Linked DNA regions of Homo sapiens: region 1 is linked to region 2. Evidence: read pairs that join two places in POLR2A ChIA-PET (ENCODE). Cell type or tissue: PC-9. All regions are shown on one strand. Links, peaks and the distances in the headings refer to the core of each region. The heading gives the core; the rest is flanking DNA.

Evidence for each region. Peaks named below come from ENCODE experiments on the same cell type or tissue, not always from the same donor. Only the 100,000 strongest peaks of a DNase experiment are listed, where the experiment ranks them.
Region 1: POLR2A ChIA-PET joins it to region 2 with 13 read pairs; 2 of 35 experiments call an interaction of 5 or more read pairs at or near these places.

What each region holds. Positions count from the first base shown.
Region 1 is chr10:72,681,595-72,692,624 of GRCh38, forward strand. It overlaps MCU (mitochondrial calcium uniporter), which reads left to right and starts at 10,549. Exons shown (of 8, transcript NM_138357.3): 1 at 10,549-10,707. The coding sequence starts at 10,558. RefSeq lists an enhancer at 10,167-10,226 and silencers at 10,427-10,886, 10,977-11,026. In PC-9, for the core only: no CTCF peak of the experiment used is centred there; DNase peaks (open chromatin) are centred at 6,747 and 10,447; H3K4me3 peaks cover 1,423 bases; H3K27ac peaks cover 1,603 bases.
Region 2 is chr10:73,105,772-73,117,074 of GRCh38, forward strand. It overlaps NUDT13 (nudix hydrolase 13), which reads left to right and starts at 4,684. Exons shown (of 9, transcript NM_015901.6): 1 at 4,684-4,796; 2 at 8,586-8,677. The coding sequence starts at 8,595. RefSeq lists a silencer at 1,416-1,656. In PC-9, for the core only: no CTCF peak of the experiment used is centred there; DNase peaks (open chromatin) are centred at 4,720, 5,330 and 5,830; H3K4me3 peaks cover 2,102 bases; H3K27ac peaks cover 3,711 bases.

The sequences.
Region 1 (11,030 bases), core at 3,031-11,030, 420 kb before region 2:
CCGCAACCTTTGCCACCCAGGTTCAAGCGATTCTCCTGCTTCAGCCTCCCAAATCGCTGGGATTATAGGCGCCTGCCACTGCGCCCAGCTAATTTTTGTAGTTTTAGTAGAGACGGGATTTCACCATCTTGGCCAGGCTCGTCTTGAGCTCCTGACCTCATGATCTACCCACCTCGGCCTCCCAAAGTGCTGGGATTACAGGCGTGAGGCACCAGGCCCGGCAATACAAATTCTTAACACAAATTTCTTAATCTGTTTTATGAGATACTTTGTCACCTGCTCCTATTGCCTCTCTGATATCAAATGTTGCTACTCTCCCTCTGGCATTTACTCCTACTAATCTTTCAGACCTCACCCAATATTGCTTCCCTGGAAGTGCCTTCTCAGATCCTCAAATCTGGGTGAATGACCTCCTACAATCCTCCCCTGCTTCCCTTATTTTTATTATATGGTAAGCTTTGTTAGGCCAGAGACTTCATTTTGTTAGCTGTGGTAACTTAACCAAGTCATATTATTTGTTGAAATAAAGAGTTAATTTCTTGGACCTCAAGGATAACCATTACTGCAGTTGCAGAATTTGTTTTATTAAATTTAAGAAGTATTTCAGATCCTTTTAGCTAGGAGATGTCTGGACGCAGTGTAGTTACAGCTAACAGATTTGGAAGAGTATAAAGCCAAAGTTCATCTTATTTATTCAGATGCTTTTAGGAACTATTCTTTGTGACCAGCATTTATTAAAAGTGTATCTGTCAAGATGAAACAAAAATTGAGAATTCCATCCTAAAGGATGCATTCTAGAGATGATTAGGGTTTTACTTTTCAAAATTAGCCTGCTTAGTATTAGCTTATATGTAAAATTTAATTCAAGAAGATTCACTTATGTCCCAGGACTTTTTCTTTTTTTCGAGACAGCGTCTTGCTCTGTTGCCCAGGCTGGAGTGCAGTGGCACGATCTCAGCTCACTGCAACCTCCACCTCCCAGGTTCAAGTGATTCTCCTGCCTCAGCCTCCCGAGTAGCTGGGACTACAAGCATGTGCCACTATGCCCGGCTAATTTTTTGTATTTTTTAATAGAGATGGGGAGCCACCACACCCGGCAAGGACTTTTTTTTTTTTTTTTTTTAAGAGATGGAGTCTTGCTTTGTTGCCAAGGCTGGAGTGCAGGCATGTGATCTCAGCTCACTGCAGCCTCATCCTTCCTGGCTCAAGCGATCTTATCACCTCAGCCTACTGAGTAGCTGGGACCACAAGCATGTGCCACCACGCCTGGCTAATTTTGCTTATTTTTTGTAGAGACAAGGTCTCATTGTGTTGTCCAGGATGGTCTCAAGTTCCTGAGCTCAAGCAGTCTTCCTACCTCAGCTTCCCGAAGTGCTGGGATTACAGGCATGAGCCACCACACCCAGCCGGTCCCAGGACTATTTCTGAGAAGGGGACCTGGTTGGCAAACAAGCAGTTATTTGTCTCTTCATATTTTTTCACCTTCCAAAAGGCAAAATTGGTAAGAAAGCAGCAAAGCAGCAAAGGCGATTTTAAAAGAACCATTACATCTTTACAATCTTTATTAAATCCTCTTTGATATCAAATCTATATTGTGGGAGGTAATAATAAAGATATTTCGAAATTAACTTGGCATTCTGAGTAAGGACCTTTCACATGTCTTGGGTTAATCATCTAGTGGTATTATGTGAAAACTTTCTCTTCTTGGCAATAAACAAAATATTTTTATCAAATAAATAATAGGCATAATTGCTTCAGGGTCCTAAAGTAGTAGAATTTATAGATGCTGAAAACTCAGCTTAAATTTTTTATTTTATTTTATTTTTTTTGAGACAGAGTCTCGCTCTGTAGCCCAGGCTGGAGTGCAGTGGTACAATTTCGGCTCACTGCAAGCTCCACCTCCCAGGTTCATGCCATTCTCCCGCCTCAGCCTCCCGAGTAGCTGGGACTACAGGTGCCTGCCACCACGCCCGACTAATTTTTTGTATTTTTAGTAGAGACGGGGTTTCACCGTGTTAGCCAGGATGGTCTCGATCTCCTGACCTGGTGATCTGCCCGCCTCGGCCTCCCAAAGTGCTGGGATTATAGGCGTAAGCCACTGAGCCTGGCCAGCTTAAATTTTAACAAGCTTATTAGTTTAGTTATTTCCTCGATAGTGAGTAACCCAAAGGGCCCTGTTTCAACCTAATATATATATATCTTAGCAAAGCAAGGCATGAAGAAAGTAACACAATGTCATCTTATAATTCCCTGAGACAGAAATTTAGTTTTTACCCTAGGCAATGAAGTAGCTTAAAACTATTTAAATAGAATTGTACTCTACTATGCATTGACAGGAAAAAAATTACAATTTCTTTGTGTCTTTTTTTTTTTAATGGAGGCAGGGCCTCACTATGATGCCCAGGCTAGTCTCGAACTTCTGGGCTCCAGTGATCCTCCTGCCTTTGCCTCAGCTTCCCCAGTGGCTGGGATTATAGGTGTGCCACTGTACCTGGCTATTCCTCATGTCTTCTTTTTTTTTTCTTTCCGGAGTCTCGCTCTGTCACCCAGGCTGGAGTGCAGTGGCGCGATCTCGGCTCACTGCAACCTCTGCCTCCTCGGTTCAAACAGTTCTCCTGTCTCAGCCTCCTGAGTAGCTGGGACTACAGGTGCATGCCATCACACCTGGCTGATTTTTGTATTTTTAGTAGAGGCAGGGTTTCGCCATATTGGTCAGGCTGGTCTCAAACCCCTGACCTCAGGTGATTCACCCGCCTTGGCCTTCCAAAGTGCTGTCATTACAGGTGTGAGCCACTATGCCTGGCCTCTTCATGTTTTCTTAATAAAGTCATTGAGTGGGGTGATTATTACATTGGTGGTATGTTTTAAATTCATGTTATGTTAATGTTCTGAGATTACTCAAGGGATCTTTCATTCTTTGGAGTGATGTGTAAATGTTGGACTACAAAGTTATGGGAAGGATTTATTCCATTTCAAGGTCAGGGTTATGGTAGTTAGATAAATATTTCAGAAAAAGAAATACACAATATAGGGAATGCAAATTTTGGAAAATTTCTCCTCACATATGTTGCCTGGCACCTACTATTCAATATATTTTTCTTGACTGACTGACAACGAATGAATTAGTAAATTATATCAATCCAGGTCTTGTCGCCTACTCTTATCCCAACTCTGAATTAATAATAATTATTTTCTGAGCTTCAACCAATGCTTTTAGATGCTTTTGCTCCCAATTTTGGCAGCTGGAATGGCTTTTAAAGTGCCTAATTAAGAACAATTTGTTAATAATTATCTCTGAATAATTTCCTTCCCCCTTCTATTCTTTTTTTTTTTTTTTTTTTGAGACAGAGTTTTGCTCTTGTTGCCCAAGATGGAGTGCAATGGTGTGATCTTGGCTCACTGCAACCTCCAGCTCCCAGGTTCAAGCTATTCTCCTGCCTCAGCCTCCAGAGTACCTGGGATTATAGGCGCACACCATCATGCCCACTTATTTTTTGTATTTTTAGTAGAAAGGGTGTTTCACCATGTTAGCCAGGCCGGTCTTGAAGTCCTGACCTCAGGTGATCCGCCCACCTCGGCCACCAAAAGTGCTGGGATTACAGGCATGAGCCACCATGCCTGGCCTCCCTCTTCTATTTTTTAAGCTATCTTTATGCTCTCCAAGTCTTTTACTATTTTTCATTCCTTAGGTTAGTTTTTATTAAATAAAAGAGAACAAAACTTTTTCTCTCTGCCTTTTAATAAATGTGACCCTTTCTGTCATCCTTTCCTTGATCCTTTCCAAATCAGCAGCAGTTGCTGTAAGTGACGACTGAGAGACAAGATGCCAAGTGCAATGGCTAAATTTAAAGAGCAGCGTTTGCACCTGTTGTTAACCGGCAATGACCAATCTCACGCCTACAGTTTCCTCCACGCCCTGCCTGCCACCAAGTACAATCCATAGCCCAGATTCTATGTGTTCATGTGTAAATAAGTACTGATGAAGATTATATACATTATATCAAAATTGAGAACGAATATAGCTTTTTCTTTTCTTTTCTTTTCTTTTTTTTTTTAGGGATGGAGTCCTCCTATGTCACCAAGGCTGGAATGCAGTGGTATGATCATGGCTCACTGCAGCCTCAGCTTCCTGGGCTCAAGTGATACTCCCACTTCAGCCTCCCAAGCAGCTGGGACTACAGACATATGCCACCACACCAGGCTAATTTTAAAATTTTTTTGTAGAGATAGAGTCTCACTATGTTGCTCCCAGGCTGGTCTCAAACTCCCGGGCTCAAATGATCCTCCCAGCTTGGCCTCCCAACATGCTGGGATTACAGGTGTGAGCCACTGCATCCAGCCCCAAAAATAGCATTTTGAAAATATATTAGTTTAGTTTAAGAGGAGCTGAAATTTGGACAAAACCCGGCATGATATAAAGATGTATGGGACCTTGAAGAAGGCAGACTAATATGGCTCAGTATTTGATGAATTTTTGAAGACTTTTAAGGGACCAAAATAATTTTTTTAGACTTGCCATACTTTGTGAAATTCTTTTAAGATATCAGCATTGGAAGCTCCTATAAATATAAGTGTTGTATAAAAGAGGCAATCTAAGGAGGCAATCTAACTGACATCATCTAAAGTTAGCTTCAATTAATTTGCCAGATTGGCACCTCTAACCTGGAAGAGCTCTGTAGGAGAAAGATAGTAACATAAACAATTTTGATATGAAATATACATAGAATGGTGAAAGAAGGGAACTGTGGCCCAGCCAGTCAAAATAGCCTAATTAAGTAGATGTGATAATCAAGGCCTATGACAGACCTCCCAGTCAGATCAGCTCAGATCCAGGACCGAGATACTGAGATAGAAAGTCAAACAACAAATTATGAGAAGATGCAAGAGGGAGAGTTTAATTTTACTGGGACATTTACCCTCAGATGCGACCAAGCTGGTATTCAAAAGAACAGTAGGACAGGTGGCTACAGGGAGAGTAGGAGCAAAGAGTGGAGGTTGGAAGTGTCAGGGCATGTTCAGGGTACGGAGAGTAGATATCTGGGCAGGAGGCCGGGTGCGGTGGCTCATGCCTGTAATCCTAGCACTTTGGGAGGCTGAGGCGGGTGAATCACATGGACAAACCCTGTCTCTACTAAAAATACAAAATTAGCCGGGTGTGGTGGCACATGCCTGTAATCTCAGCTACTCGGGAGGCTGAAGCAGGAGAATCACTTGAACCCAGGAGGCAGAGGTTGCAGTGAGCCGAGATCACACCACTGTACTCCAGCCTGGACCACAGAGTGAGACTCCATCTCAAAAAAAAAAAAAAGATATCTGGGCAGGGGATTGCTGAGAGAGGAGCCACTTTACCAGTTTGGGATTTTTTTGTAGTTCAACCCTATTAGAGAAAGTTGTGATCTTTTGGCCCTTTTAAATGCTCTGGAATGGATGGTGTTGGGTCCCATAAGAATGTGAGCCGAATTCTTATTCACTTAGGAGGTGTGGTTTATTTAAGTGTAAAATTAGTGTCCCACCCCTTAAATCACTTCTGATAGAGACAAAAGACTTCCTATATCAAGAAGTCTAGTAAGCAGAAGATTACGGGAGACCACACGTCAACGGAACACAAAAAGGACAGCTTTAAAGTATGCTGCCAGCCTCTCAGATTCCGAGAAACACGAACAAAGATAATCCTATTTGAACAAGCCCTGCCCTTCTCAACTCAATGTTTTCCTGGAGTTCTGCTCTAGACAGAAAAACTTGCAGATTGGATGTTCCTGACCTAAAACAATGTTAGATTATAAGGCCACTAAGTTATAAAATGAATGTGGAGTCTGTCATCCTTTGGAGACCAGGACATGAGCCTCCTTCCACACAAAACATTTTACAGGGAATATATAAATCTATCTCTGACTTAGTATTTTTATTTATTCACTTTTTTGAGACATAATCTTACTCTGTCATCCAGGCCCTATCAGTGGCCCTATCATAGCTTACTGAAGCCTCCAACTCCTGGGTTTAAGGGATCCTCTCACCTCAGCCTCCTCAGTAGCTGAGAGTACTGACACGCATCACCACACCTGGCTAATTTTTTTGTAGAGCTAGGGTCTTGCCATGTTGCCCAGGCTGGTATCTCTGATTTAGAGTAGGGTCGAAATCTATATTAGAGTAAGGGAAATGGGAGTGTTGGAGGAAGAAAAAAGAGAAAAATGAGGAAGGAAAAATTGTGTGTGTGTGTGTGTGTGTGTGTGTGTGTGTGAAGTGAAAATAAATATAGATATAGACAGAAAAATATATGTCCTGCAGTTTAAGAGTAGAACCCTTCTCAACTACACTGACTAGAAATATTTATGATCCAGAGGAGCTGACAGAAAAAAGACAGAAATCATCACAGAAACTAGGAAGTCATGGGAACAGGCGTGGTAGTGATGAAGAGATGACTGCAGGTGGATATATGAGGAGAAATGGGAATAAAAACATCTGGAAAAACAGTAAAGCATAGCCAGCAAACAGGTCTAGGCTGTGGTTCGTGATAAATATTGGAAGGCGAAACCCTTTCCTTTTGGCTTTCCTCTTCGTATACCTTTTCCTGTTAAATACTGTTGATTTCACTTGAATAATAATTCGTATTATCAGTAAACAATGAAATGCAGCCCCTAGATCTCTGGGCAGATTCCTTTTATGCTTTCCTGATCATGTCAATGAACCGTGTGCATCACCTACCCTAGCTATTCTGGAATGTTTAGGCAAATACTCCACTGAGTTGAGTCATACTTGAGAGCTGACGTCAGTGTACATTTTAGTAGAGAACCCAGTTAAGGTTTCATGCTCCAGGAAGCCTGTTCTGATTAGTTTTAGCTTAAAAAAAAAAAAAAGATAGTAGAGAACCTAGTTAAGGTTTCTTGCTCCAGGAAGCCTGTTCTGATTAGTTTTAGCTTAAAAAAAAAAAAAAAAAAAAAAGATCAACCTGTGCTTAAGAGTTGGCACAGAAAACAATTCTGCAGCCATGTTGGTTTTAGTGACCATGTTTTTAAAATTACAAAGTAATATGCAGGTGAGAACAATTTACTTTTCATATATATATAAATTGTAAGATGTGTATACATATACATCTTAAATTCAAGCAGATGAGAATACTTTAAACCATTCAGAAGAATAGCTACCCCTTAAAACTTCCCAGAGGTAACATGTTTTCTTCTGGAAATTACCATCTATCTAAGTTATACATATATATAAATTACTTTAAAAAGGGTCATCTATACTGTGTTATCTATATTATTTAAATGTATAGATAGCACCTGTAATCCAAGCATTTTGGGAGGCTGAGGTGGGAGAATCACTTGAGGTCAGGAGTTCAAGACCAGCCTGGCCAACGTGGTGAAACCCCCATCTCTACCAAAAATACAAAAATTAGCTGGGCGTGGTGGTGCAACACCTGTATTCCCAGCTACTCAGGAGGCTGAGGCGAGAGGATCGCCTCTGAACCCAGGAGACAAAGCTTGCAGTGAGCCAAAATCGTGCCACTGCCCTCCAGCCTGGGCGATAGAGTGAGACTTCGTCTCAAAAAAATATATATATACACATATATAAATAAAAATATATATATTATATAATAAAAAAGTATAGATAGAATAATTTTTTTTTAAGAGAGAGAGTCTCGCTCTCTCACCCAGGCTAGAGTGCAGTGCCATGATCATAGCTCACCATAACCTCAAATTTCCTGGGCCCAAGCAAGCCTCCTGCCTCAGCCTCCTGAGTAGCTGGGACTACAGGCGTGCACCACCACACCCAACTAATTAAAAAATATATATTTTTAGAGATAGGGTCTCGCTGTGTTGCCCAGGCAAGTCTCAAATATGTGGTCTCAAATGATCCTCCTGCCTCAGTCTCTCAAAGAGCTGGGATTACAGATATGAGCCACTGTGCTTGGCCCTCAATTTTTTAATGGTTGAATAATTTTCTGTTACAAAGTTAGTGTCTAATGTATTTAACCATTTCCCTATTGGAAGACATTGAGGTTTTCTTCAACTTCTTTCTCATGAAAGTTACAATTTTTAAAAGTTTTCTGTGGTTGTCTTGCCCTCCTTTTTAAATGTAGTATCTCTGGAGTGATCAGCACAATCTCTGGCACATAGCAGGTATGTTAATTCCCTTTCCTTCTCTCTCTATATAATGTGTGTGTATATACAGGCACACACACACATACTTTTTTTTAGGTTTGAGAAGAACTTTCTGTTGAGCTATCTACACTTTCTCCTTATCAGGCTTGGCCAACCAGCTCATATGAGATATGTCCTTTGCAGCTATGAAGAAGTTTTTCTCTGTGAGGAGATAATTGATATTTGTTTAAATTAATTGCCGGCCTTGGATTATCAACACCCAGAACTGAGTATAGTCAGTGAATCCTCAGATTTATACAGCCTATCTCTCTCTGGTGCATCAGTGGTTTCATCTTAGTAGATAAAAGATGACACATTTTGGTAAATAGGTAGGATGAAAACTTTTGCTAATACTGCCCATTTCATGTTTGTGCACTTAAAAGTATTATTTACTTAGTTCTTTTGCTAATGCATATGAGTAAATCTCACTGCAGGATGCACATCTAATTTTCATGCTTGGAAAAATAGAGTAAAGGCAATTCTAGTAAAATTTCTTAAAGTGGAAAGTGGAAATGGAGCAATCCTGATTCATAGCTAGATCTGGTGACAGCACAGAAAATAAAAACAAAACTAAAATCCATGGTGATCTCTGTAAGAAGGCATGAAGGGGTGAGAGAGAAAATGGCACAGCATGGGTAAATACATCAAATGCAGTTGGGATAAATATAGATGGGTGGAAAATAATTGTAAGGGAAATTGTTCCAGGAATGTCATGGATTTCCAACTAGGGGGATTACTGTGTGCAGCTGTTGAATGGGGGCTCATTCTTGAGGTCTCAAGTTCCACCTGTTGGGCAATAAAGCCTTTTGAGTGAGTGACATGATATCTACCCCGGAGAAGCCAATCATCTCACTGTTTTGGTGTAGGTGGGGCATAAGGATTAAACAAACAAAAAACTTCCACGTCATTTTTTAGCTATTCTTGGCCAAGAAGGTACCATTTCAGTCAAACTTTAAAGAATATTCTTAGAATAAGTGATAACATTTTCTTCGTATTTATGTGTGTGTTTTGTTTTTGTTTTAAATTTATCATCTAAGGCTACACTACAAAGATGTTTTCCAAAATTTAAAATAATGCTTGTATTTGCTTCCCAAACTATTTTCCTGCTCCAGATTTTAAAAAGAGGTGTGAGAATTTAATCAGCTCATAATAATAAACAGCTAGCAAGGAAATACTCTTCTAAGGAAATTCAGGACCCAAAATCTTTCTTAGGCAGTATTCAAGGAGCCCTCATTGTGAGTTTAAGTGGAAAGAAGTGTTTTTCAAGAGAAAGTGTTTGTTATTCCAAAGCGTATTCTGATAACTATTTCGGCAAAATTATGAAGCATCATTAAAATAGCCTTTTACATGAATTTTTTTTTTTTTTTTTGAGATGGAGTCTTGCTGTGTCGCCCAGGCTGGAGTGCAATGGCCCGATCTCGGTTCACTGCAAGCTCCGTCTCCCGGGTTCACACCATTCTCCTGCCTCAGCCTCCGGAATAGCTGGGACTATAAGCGCCCGCCACCACGCCTGGCTAATTTTTTGTATTTTTAGTACAGATGGGGTTTCACCGTGTTAGCCAGGATGGTCTCGATCTCCTGACCTCGTGATCCGCCCGCCTCTGCCTCCCAAAGTGCTGGGATTACAGGCGTGAGCCACCGCGCCCGGCCTTACATGATTTTTTATTACGTTATTAATGTGTTCTGTTTCTGTAAATGCACACAAAGTCAAATATGATAAAATAGTGCTGTTTCTGGAGAGTGTGAGAATATCCGTATAAAGGTGCTGTAAAAATGAATTGGGTATTTGAGATGTATACACGTCAGTTAATTCACTCTGAAGGCATGTACTCATTCTGGGACTTTGATATTGTAATCGTTCTACCTCTCCTATATTATGCTACGCATCACAGTCATTAGATCACTCCGTGATGTAGAGTTAATTTCAGCATATCTAAATATTATCAGTTATGAATGATAATTCTAGGCGTGTAGTTGAGAGTTACAGCATACACCGTTAATGGTTATTAATTTGGTGCCTATTTTGCCAACTTAGAACACTCACTTAGAACTCAACTTCGAACAAAGCTTTTCACAAATATCTATATCCCCCGTTACTCTTATCATAGCTCTATTGTTGGTGAAGATTAGCCGAACTGAACATGCCATCTCTATTGCTGTTATTTTCACGGGTTTGGGTGTCAATTATGGGTTCCCTAGAATTTGCCCGTAATTGACTATGTCCCACTATAGGTAACTCTGGAAGGGACTGGCAGCTTCCAGTGTGGTTCTCCCGCCTGTCGATTGGACCTTGCAGGAAGCCCCGCCTCATCAACTCAGTCAAGGGCTTTAGTTGGCCCGGCGTCGGTGAGTGGCGGGTCTTAGCTCCGCCCTGGCCGTCCGCTGCGCTGCCTGGGTCGGCGCCGTTTCCAGTTGAGAGATGGCGGCCGCCGCAGGTAGATCGCTCCTGCTGCTCCTCTCCTCTCGGGGCGGCGGCGGCGGGGGCGCCGGCGGCTGCGGGGCGCTGACTGCCGGCTGCTTCCCTGGGCTGGGCGTCAGCCGCCACCGGCAGCAGCAGCACCACCGGACGGTGAGCGAGCGCGCCCGGAGGCTCCGGGGAGGGCGGGGCGGCGCTGGCGTGTGGGAGCCGCCGGCGGGCAGGCCGCCGGGGCAGCAGGCGAGTTACCTCAACTCCCGGCCGCTCCGGAGGTTGCCGGGCACCGAGGAGCCGCCGTGCCCTTCAGGCGCCTGCGGCGGCGACCAGGAAGGGAGGGCGGGCGGGAGGAAGCCGAGAGGAGGAGGAGGGGCGACGGCGGGGATGTTCCCGCAGGACTGGGGACACCAGGGCGGGGAAGGCACGGGACTTGAACCTCTCCCCGACTCGCCCCCAATCGCGTTCCCTCCCTTCTTCGT
Region 2 (11,303 bases), core at 1,118-9,117:
AGGGTTTCTCCATATTGGCCAGGCTGGTCTTGAACTCCTGACCTCGTGATCCACCCGCCTCGACCTCCCAAAGTGCTAGGATTACGGTCGTGAGCCACCGCGCCCGGCCAAGATCCTGTCTTAAAAAAAAAAAAATCCCACAAAAAACAAAATCCTGTTTCCATGAGCAGTTACTCCTCATTATCTTTGAACACTATCCTCATCCCCATCCCTAGGCACTTTTTGTCTTACAGATTTGCCTATTCTGAATATTTCACATAAGTGCAATCACAACCCTAGGTATATTTCATATAAATTGCCCCCATTCCTAGGCAGCCACTAATCTGCTTTCTGTCTCTATAGATTTGCCTGTTATGAACATTTCGTAGGAATACAATATGTACTCTTTTGTGACTGGATTATTTCACTTAGCATAATGTTTTCAAGCTTTATCCATATTGTAGTATATATAATTCCTCTTTGTTGCCAGAAATATGTCATTGCATGGTTGGATATGCCACATTTTGCTTCTCCATTTATCAGTTGATAGTCACTTGGGTTGTTTGTACTTTTTTTGAATATTGTGAATAATGCTTCACAAAAATTAATTTACAAGTTTTTGTGGACATTTGTTTTCAATTCTCTTGGGAATATAAATCCAGGAGTTAAATTGCTGGGTCATTTGGTAACTCTATATTTAACTTTACGAGGAACCACCAAACTGTTTTCAAAAGCGGCAGCACCATTTACAATTTTACCAGCTGTGTATGAGGATTCCAATTCCACCACATCCTCACCACTCCTTGTCATTATCTGCATTTTGATTGTAGCTATCCTATTGGGTATAAAATGATATCTCATTATGATTTTGATTTGCATTTCCCATGCAAATCTTTTCATGTGCTTATGGGTCATTTTTCTATCTTCCTTGAAGACGTATCTATTCAGATTCTTTGCTCATTTTAAAATTTGGTTGTTTATCTTTTTATTACTGTGTTATTTAAGTGTTCTTTATATATTCCAGATAGAAGTCCCTTATCAGATACATGTCTTGCAATAATTTTTCCCAATTCTGTGAGTTATCTTTCTATATTCTTCATGATATTGTTTGTAGCACAAAAGTTCTTAAAATTTTGATGTCTTATTTTTTCCTTTGTTGCTTATGCAAAAAAAGCCAGATGAGATTTTAATAGAAATTGCATTGAATCTGTAGATCAATTTGGGGAATATGCCATTTTAACCAAATTAGGCCTTCCAATTTATGAACATGGGATTCTTTCAATCCTTCCAATATTTTCCAATATTTATGTTCAACTTCTCTACCTCACACCCAGTCAGAGATACAATCCAGGTCTATAGTATGGTGGTCAAAAGTACAGATTCTTTCTTAAGACAGATTTAGTTTAATATCCCAACACTTCTACTGATTAGCTGTGTAAATATGGACAAATTACTTTTCTTTTTTTTTTTTTTGAGATGGAGTTTCACTCTGTTGCCCAGGCTGGAATGTAGTCGCTCAATCTTGGCTCACTGCAACCTCCACCTCCTGGGTTCAAGCGATTCTCTTGTCTCAGCCTCCCGAGTAGCTGGGGCTACAAGAGCACGCCACCACACTTGGCTCATTTTTGTATTTTTAGTAGAGACGGGGTTTCACGATATTGGCCAGGCTGGTCTCAAACTCCTGACCTTGTGATCCACCCGCCTTGGCCTCCCAAAGTGCTGGGATTACAGGTGTGAGCCACCGCGCCTCCCCTACTTAATTTTTCTAAGCCTATGTTTTCTCATCTGTAACGTGCAATTTTTTTTTTTTTAGACAGGGTGTCTCTGTCACCAAGCTGGATGGAGTGCAGCATCATGATCTCGGCTCACTCCTGGGCTCAAGCAGTCCTCCTATCTCAGCCTCCTGAGTAGCTGGGACCGCAGGTGCATGCCACCATGCCCAGCTAATTTTCGTATTTTTTGTAGAGATGGTGTTTTGTCATGTTGCTCAGGCTGGTTTCTTGAACTCCTGAACTCAAGCAATCTTCCCACCTCAGTCCCCAAAGTGCTGGGATTACAGGCGTGTGCCACCACACGTAGCCTAAAGTACAAATTTTAATACAGATTTCATAGGATGTGAGGATTAATGACAAATATGTGGGACACTTAGCATAGTGCCTGGAACACAGCAAATGCTCAGTCTGAGCTATTTTTATTATTATAGCACTTAACAATTACTACAAAAAGTTATTTTGACTTTTTAAATTATTAGAGCCCCAATTTCCCCCTAAGCATCCTTAGAATCCATTGACTTTATATCTTGTTTCCCTACAATTTTCTGTGTCTTCCTTAAGGATAATGAACCAATCTGATTTTTTTTTTTTTTTTTTCAGACAATGTCTCGCTCTGTCACCCAGGCTGGAGTGCAGTGGCGCAATCTCAGCTCACTGCAACCTCTGCCTCTCGGGTTCAAGCGATTCTTGTGCCTTAGCCTCCCAAGTAGCTGGGACTACAGGTATGTGACACCAGACCTGGCTTAATTTTGTATTTTTAGTAGGGTTTCACCATGTTGGCCAGGCTGGTCTAAAACTCCTGACCTCAAATGATGTGCCCACCTCGGGCTCCCAAAGTGCTGGGATTACAGGCATGAGCCACCATGCCCGGCCTACTCTGATCTCATCTCTGATCACCATGCTCTTTCCTAGCCTTTCCTCAAACGGCACACTCCCACCCCAGGGCCTTTGCATATGCTTATTTTGCTCTGTCTACAAATCTCTTTCCATAGATATAAATTTGGTTTCTTCATCACCTTCTTCAGGGTCTTTGTTTAAATATTATCTTAACAATGAGGCTGACCATCCTATATAAAATAGCAAAATAATCCCTCTACTTATCTTGCTTTATTTTTCTTCTTAAGCTTTATAACCACGACACATTGTATATTTACTCGTTTGTTTCCCCTTCTAGAATGTAAGTTACATGAGGACAGAGATTTTCATGTTTTGTTCCCTGCTGTATCCTATCCCTATAACAGTCCTAGGCACATTGGGTACTCATTAAATACATGTTGAATGAGTGGACTTCTTCTCTTGGCTGGGTGCGGTGGCTCACGCCTGTAATCCCAGCACTTTGGAAGGCTGAGGCGAGTGGATCACTTGAGGTCAGAAGTTTAAGACAGCCTGGTCAACATGGCGAAACCCTGGCTTTACTAAAAATACAAAAATTAGCCAGGCATGGTGGTGTGCACCTGTTATCCCAGCTGCTCGGGAGGCTGAAGCAGGAGAATCACTTGACTCCGGAGGAGGAGGTTTCAGTAAGCCAAGATTGTACGTACCACTGCTCTCCAACCTGAGCGACAGAGCAACTCCATCTCAAAAAAAAAAAAAGTGTCTTCTCTCATAGGCAAGTAACTTCAGTAGTAAAACGAGAAGAGAGCAGCACCAAAGTAGCTCTGCTGAGAGGTGAAGCCAGCTGGACTTCCTGGGTGGAGTGGGGACTTGGTGAACTTTTCTGTCTAGTTAGAGAATTGTAAATGCACCAATCAGCACACTGTAAAAATGCACCAATCAGCACTCTGTGTCCAGCTAAAGGATTGTAAACACACCAATCAGCACTCTGTAAAAATGCACCAATCAGCGCTCTGTGTCTAGGTAAAGGATTGTAAACGCACCAATCAGCACTCTGTTTCCAGCTAAAGGATTGTAAACACACCAATCAGCACTCTGTAAAAATGCACCAATCAGTGCTCTGTGTCTAGCTAAAGGATTGTAAACACACCAATCAGCACTCTGTGTCTAGCTAAAGGATTGTAAATGCACCAATCAGCACTGTGTCTAGCTAAAGGATTGTAAACGCACCAATCAGCACTCTGTAAAAACGCACCAATCAGCACTCTGTGTCTAGCTAAAGGATTGTAAATGCACAAATCAGCACTCTGTCAAATGGACCAATCAGCACTCCATAAAATGGACCAATCAGTGCTCTGTAAAATGGACCATTCAGCAGGATGTGGGCAGGGACAAATAAGGGAATAAAAGCTGGCACCCCCAACAGCAGCGGCAACCTACTCGGGTCCCCTTCCACGCTGTGGAAGCTTTGTTCTCTCGCTCTTCACAATAAATCTTGCTGCTGCTCACTCTTTGGGTTCGTGCCACCTTTAAGAGCTATAACACTCACCGAAAGCTCCACGGCTTCATTCTTGAAGTCAGCAAGACCAAGAACCCACTGGAAGGAACCAACTCCGGACACACTTCTAGGAGACTACTTCCAGTCAAATGGAATGCGCTTCCTCTGATCAAGAAATGAATCCTACCATAAGTTCAAACATATCTATACATACCTATACAGAGTCCCATCCTTTTAAATTGGAAGAACTTCATGAAATTTTAGAGCTAGTTCTAAAGTGTGCAGAGAGAGAACTAGAGATATACTAAGGTTAAAAGGTATTTGATTCCCACCCCTGCTTCATCCTCTCCCCAGCCTCATAATATATGCCTTCTGTGTATGAGGGTGGACTTAATGACTTTATCTTTTTTTAATTAAAAAATGGATCTAATACTAACCTACTTTCTCCAAGGATACAGTAGTTCTCTTGGTAATAAGATCTTAGATGTTCATGCTTTTGACAATCATGGTTAACTTGCAGCTGGAGAACACAGCAGCATGCCTGGGAACTGAACTACAATTCCCAGAGTGCATCTCTAGGAGGATTCTGGGAAGTGTGGCAGAAGCAGCAATGGTCCCTCCAGGGAACGGAAGCCGTTGAACGTGAACATTTGGAGTTTCCTCTTTTGTGCTGATTCCTGAGGACTAGGAAGGTGCCCCGAAAAGAATTCAGAGTGAGTACAGTGAAACAGAAACCTGCTCAGCTTCTAAGTGCAGGAAGGACTTCACAGGGAGGCATGATCAGAACTTGAAAAAAGGTCGTGGTCACAGCATTTTAACATTTTAGCTTAATCTCTTCCTTTTTGCAGAAACCAGGGATATAACCATAGTTTTGCCTCATAACTGTGGAGCTACATCAGTAACCACAGCTCATCATTTTCTGATACTTTTTTGGAGAGTCATTTAAAAATGGAACTTGCCAACCTCTCACATTGTGCCTTAATTTTTATTTTTTTTTAAAGGAGGGAAAATTATTTTTTAGAAAGCAAACTATAAAGCAGGTCAGTGAGACCTTCAAAGCTGTATTCCCGTGGTTCCTCAGTTTTCCATATTTCCCTGTCCCATGGAGGTCCACAGTCGTGGAGAAACGGACTCTAAACACAGGCGAAGTATCACTTGGTCGCCCAGGCTGGAGTGCAGTGACACGATCTCCACTCACTGCAAGCTCCGCCTCCTGGGTTCATGCCATTCTCCTGCCTCATACTCCCTAGTAGCTGGGACTACAGGCGCCCGCCACCACGCCCAGCCACTTTTTTTTGTATTTTTAACAGAGACGGGGTTTCACCGTGTTAGCCAGGATGGTCTCGATCTCCTGACCTCGTGATCCGCCCACCTCGGCCTCCCAAAGTGCTGGGATTACAGACGTGAGCCACCGCGCCCGGCCTAAAAAAAGGTCTCTTAAATACTAGGGAACCTGGCCTCTTCACGGTGGAAGTAACCACTAGATTCAAGATGGGCTTTTTTTGTTTTGTCTTGTTTTGTTTTGTTTTTTTGTTTTGAGACGGAGTCTCGCTCTGTCGCCCAGGCTGGAGTGCAGTGGCGCGATCTCGGCTCACTACAAGATGGGCTTTTTTGTCACGCTGTAGTACTTTATAATCTTTCTTCTGGAAAGATGAACAGGATAAGAAACGTGTGAATCATTTGTGTTGGGGAGTTCAAAGAAACTCTTAATGTTAAAGCACCTTGCCTCATCATTTAGTAGTTGGGTAAGACTGCTATTACCTTTCATCTCTATCAAACATTGTACTTTTAAAAACATAAATAGCTCTGTGACCATCAGCTCATGAGTCAGCAGCCATGATAATCTACAACTGGCTAAGGTTAATTTAGTAGCAGAAACTAGGCAAAACATCAGGCAGCAGTTCCCAAGGTCCAAGAAACTCACCAAATGAATTCCCTTTGGCTCATGGAATATGGTGAGGTGTTTTGGGGAACAGTGGCATGGAGGTAGCCTCATTAACCAGTTAGTCTCAGGAACTACTATTTTATTAGGCTTTTCTTTTGTCTTAAAAGGAATAAGTACACATGGCTAATTTTTTTTTCAGTACAGAAAAATGAACAAAATAAAAATTACAGGCACCTTTTTCAATATTTGTCTTCATCCCACTCCCCCAAATTAGTCACTCTTTAATAGTTTGGTATGTATACTTCTAGTCATTTGAAAAATATAAATAAGGCCGGGGGCAGTGGCTCTTGCCTGTAATCCCAGCACTTTGGGAGACCCAGGCAGGCAGATCACCTGAGAACAGGAGTTCGAGACCAGCCTGACCAACATGGAGAAACCCCATCTCTACTAAAAAAAATACAAAATTAGCTAGGCGTGGTGGCGTATGCCTGTAATCCCAACTACTCGAGAGGCTGAGGCAGGAGAATCGCTTGAACCCGGGAGGTGGAGGTTGCGGTGAGCCGAGATTGCGCCATTGCACTCCAGCCCGGGCAACAAGAGCGAAACTCCGTCTCAAAAAAAAATAGAAAGAAAAATATAATTAAATACATATAATTTATGTATATTGGTATGTCTGTGTCCTTTTTTTTATAAATAATTAGGTCATGTTAACCAACTGTTACCTGTTTTTTTCTCCAGCTTTATTAAGGTATAATATTAAGGTATTAAAGTATAATATATACTTTTTGACAAAAAAAGTATATATTTATAGTTTACAATGTGATGTTTTGATACAGGTATACATTGTGAAATGATTAAATCTAGCAAATTAATATATTCATCACCTCACATTTTTTGTGTGTGTTGAGAATATTTAATATCTACTTTCTTAGTAATTTCCAAGTATATAATATATTATGAACTATAGTTACCATACAACACAATAGATATCCAGAATTTATTCATCCTAACTGAAACTTTGTACACTTTGACTAGTATCACCTCCAATTCCTCCTTGCTTTTTTTGTTTACTTAATAATGTGTTCTAAGTCTCTCTCCCTGTTACTATATATATATATTTTTTTCACTGTTATATTATTTTCTATTTGTTCTTTTTCTTTTTTTTAAGACGACGTTTTGCTCTTGTTGCCCAGGCTGGAGTGCAATGGCACGATCTCTGCTCACTGCAACCTCTGCCTCCTAGGTTCAAGCGATTCTCCTGCCTCAGCCTCCCAAGTAGGCAGGATTACAAGCGTGTGCCACCACGCCCAGCTAATTTTGTATTTTTAGTAGAGATGGGGTTTCTCCATGTTGGTGAGGCTGGTCTCGAACTCCTGACCTCGGGTGATCCGCCCGCCTCGGCCTCCCAAAGTGCTGGGATTACAGGCGTGAGCCACCGCACCCAGCCCTTCTATTTGTTCTTAAGTCGCGTATTAATCCATTTTATCATAATTTTCAGTTAACGTTCTTGTACATATCCTTTCCTTCCTAGGGTAAATTCCTAAACATGGAATTGCTGAGGAAAAAGAGAGGCTTATTATTTGACACTTTAATAGATATTTCCAAATCAACCTGTAAAAATATCATACCAGTTTACATTCTGAGTGGTGTATGAGCCAGAAATAATGACTTTAAATACATTTTTTATAGTATATCACACTAGTTTTGGGGTTATTAAAGTAGGAATAATACTTTTAATAATCTCCTAGAGTGCTTTGCAACCCACATATTGCATACTGCCTTCTGTGAAAGCTGGCTATATATTTGTTTTCTCTCTCCTGCTAGAGTTCCTTGAGGGCAGGGATTTTCATCTTTTACATTTTTGTGTTCTTTAAGGGACCCTGAATAAAGTCAGTACTCAATAAATACTTTGTTGAATGTCATTTGCTAAATATATTTTACCCATGGCTAGGACATAGATTGTAGCCAAAACTGTCCAAGAATTCATCATCAGTGATTCATAATTATGCAACCAAGAAGTAGGACTAAATTTTAGATGTTCCTCGGTCATTTAGTGTCAAAGCTGGCTTTCCTCAGACACAGTGAAAAGGGTGGTTGGTTATTTAACTGTAATGAATTCTTGACTTTTTTTACTGCCAATGTGAGAGGTACTTTTCATGGGGAATAAAATACTGATATACAATTTAAAGGGACCATCTTGGCCAGAATGGATTATTTAGTTACAGATTTTTTTTCTTTCCCAATGAGCAACAAAAAAATAGAAAATATCTTGGATCCATGTGAATTTGCATAGCTGCCTTCTGAAAAAATTTCCTAATGTTGTGACTTTATATATTCTTATCTACAGGATTCCTTCTACTTCATTCTTACTCTAAGTGGGTAGAACAGGTTTCAGTTTTCTAGATCATGAAAGAAGTACTGAAATGTTGAGATCCCATAGCTACTTAGGGGTAGAAATGCAATTTAGAAACAAGATCACCTGACTCCTATTGAGTTTGTCTTTCCTTAATATTACAGAGTGATCCCATTCTGGCTTAAAGTATAACCCTCTTGGCAATTCATTACTTTAAATTTCATATTATGACTTTTTTTAAAACTCCTTTTTTTTTTTTTTAAGGACCTGACAATGTCCCTGTATTGTGGAATAGCTTGCAGGAGAAAATTTTTTTGGTGCTATAGGCTGCTGTCAACCTATGTTACTAAGACACGGTGAGTTTTAGCCAACCTGAGCTTTGATTATTCTGTTTGGCCCATTAAACTATTGTGATATTATGATTTTATATATATATTTAGGTTTATGATTATTATATATACATTATATATTACTATATTTGTGTGTGTGTATATGTGTGTGTGTGTATATATATATATTCATATATATATATATTCATCCATGGTTTCTGGCTCATAACTCCTATGGCCCTTATTACAGTCTTTTGTTATAATGTGGGGCACTTTAGACCTCAGGGGCAGGCCTCAGGAAACAAAATCTCTTTTACCTTCTCCTGTCCTCCTTTTACCTGCCCATGGCAGGACTCTAATCTGATTGCGGGTCCAAAGACCCTCATTCCAGAGAGGGTTGTGCCCCATACTCCGGAGGAAGGAAGGCTGCACAGAGAGGCCAAGGAGAACCTGAACAGACAGGCATTGCTGGGTTTCCGGTCAGTCTATTATTATGAAATCATAACCATTTTGTCCAATCAGATTTCTACATGGTTGTCAATCATGCCTATGTAATGAAGCCACCATAAAAACCCAAAAGGACAGGGTTCAGAGAGCCTCTGGATAGCTGAACACATGGAAGTTCCTGGAGGGTGGTGCACCCAGGGAGTCATGGAAGCTCTGCACCCTCCCCCCACATACCTGACCTAAATGCATCTCTTCATTTGTATCCTTCGTAATATCCTATATAATAAACCAGTAAACATCAAAAAATATATATTTTTACTTTTTTAGAGATGGAGTCTCACTCTGTCACTCAGGCTGAAGTGCAGTGGTACAATCTTGGCTCACTGAAGCCTTGATCTCCTGGGGTCAAGCGATCCTCCCACCTCAAACCCCCAAGTAGCTGGGACTACAGGCATATGCCACCATGCCTGGCTAATTTTTATATTTTTGTGTAGAGACAGGGTTTTGCCATGTTGTCCATGCTGGTCTGAACTGAGCTCTGGCAATCCACCTGCCTTGACCTCCCAAAGTGTTGGGATTACAGGCGTAAGTCACCAAACCTGGCCGAAAAATTTTAAACAAACTAAATATCCAATAATATCTAAAATATCTCACACACTTGAATATAAGTTCTATTAAGATCAGACTTTGTCTTTCCACTGTGGTACCCCTACTTCATAAAACAGTGCCTGGCACATGGTAGGCACTAAAGTACTGTTGAATGAATGAACAGTAAGGGAGAAATTAAGTAAATTAAGGTACTATAATAGAATAATAAACATGTTAAAATTATATTGTTCTATTCCTGTCACTTCAGATGAAAAAAACTGTATTGAATAATATTTCATGAAGTTTCCTATAAATAAAGTAGATAACCCCACCCCCTTCCCCCAAGAACTAAACTTCAGTGAAAGGTAGAGTAGGAAAACAAAATCTACAATAGCACATGAAGATGATAAAGACTTTTTTGTCTTAGCCTAGGGAAATTAGAAATCTGTGAATTTGAAATCACTAGCCTGCTTTCATACAGTTTTGGGGGTTAAATTTATACCATCTATGTGGTGTGGTTCTAGAACCCTTAACCTAAGAAATAATTTTTTTTTCTTTTTTTTCTTTTTGAGACAGGATCTTGCTCTGTCACACAGGCTGGAGTGCAGTGCTATGATCATAGCTCACTGCAGCCTCAACCTCCCAGGCTGAATCAATTCTCCCACCAAGTAGCTAGGATCACATGCGTAGCTACTTGTACACCACCATGCCTGGCTAATTTTTTTTTATTGTTTGTAAGGTAGGGTCTTGCTATGTTGCCCAGGCTGGTCTCAAACTCCTGGGCTCAAGCAATCCTCCTGCCTTTACCTCCCAAAGTGCTGGGATTATAGGCATGAGCCACCATGCCCAGCCTAAGAAATGAATTTAAGTAGTAATCTTGGACTGAAAATACCCCTGGGGCACCATGTGAATACAAATATAAAACTCCTTAGGAAGTACACACTCACAACCAGTGATTCCAATATATAAAGCCCTATCAAGCTCCAAAATTTAGAGGCATATAAAGGCTGGGTGCAGTGGCTCATGCCTGTAATCCCAGCACTTTGGGAAGCCAAGGCGGGCAGATCACTCGAGGTCAGGAGTTCGAGACCAGCTTGGCCGGCATGGTGAAGCCGTCTCTACTAAAAATACAAAAATTAGCCAGGAATGGTGGCGTGCACCTGTAGTCACAGCTACTCAGGAGGCTGAGGTGGGAGAGTCGCTTGAACCTGGGAGGTGGAAGTTGCAATAAGCCGAGATCGTGTCATTGCACTCTAGCCTGCATGATAGAGTGAGACCCTGTCTCAAAGAAAAAAAATTAGAAGCACATAAGCATATAATCCTACATGAACAAGAGTGAACAAACAACAAAATTGTGATACTTGTTTCAGATATTGTTGGACATTTAGATTGCGTGTACTCCTTTAACAGACTACAAGAATTTTTTTTTTTTTTTTTTTTTTTTTTTTGAGATGGAGTCTTGCTCTGTTGCCAGGCTGGACTGCAGTGGTGTGATCTCAGCTCACTGCAACCTCCACCTCATGGGTTCAAGTGATTCTCCTGCCTCAGCCTCCTGAGTAGCTGGGACTAAGGCACACGCCACCACGCCCAGCTAATTTTTGTATTTTTAGTTGATATG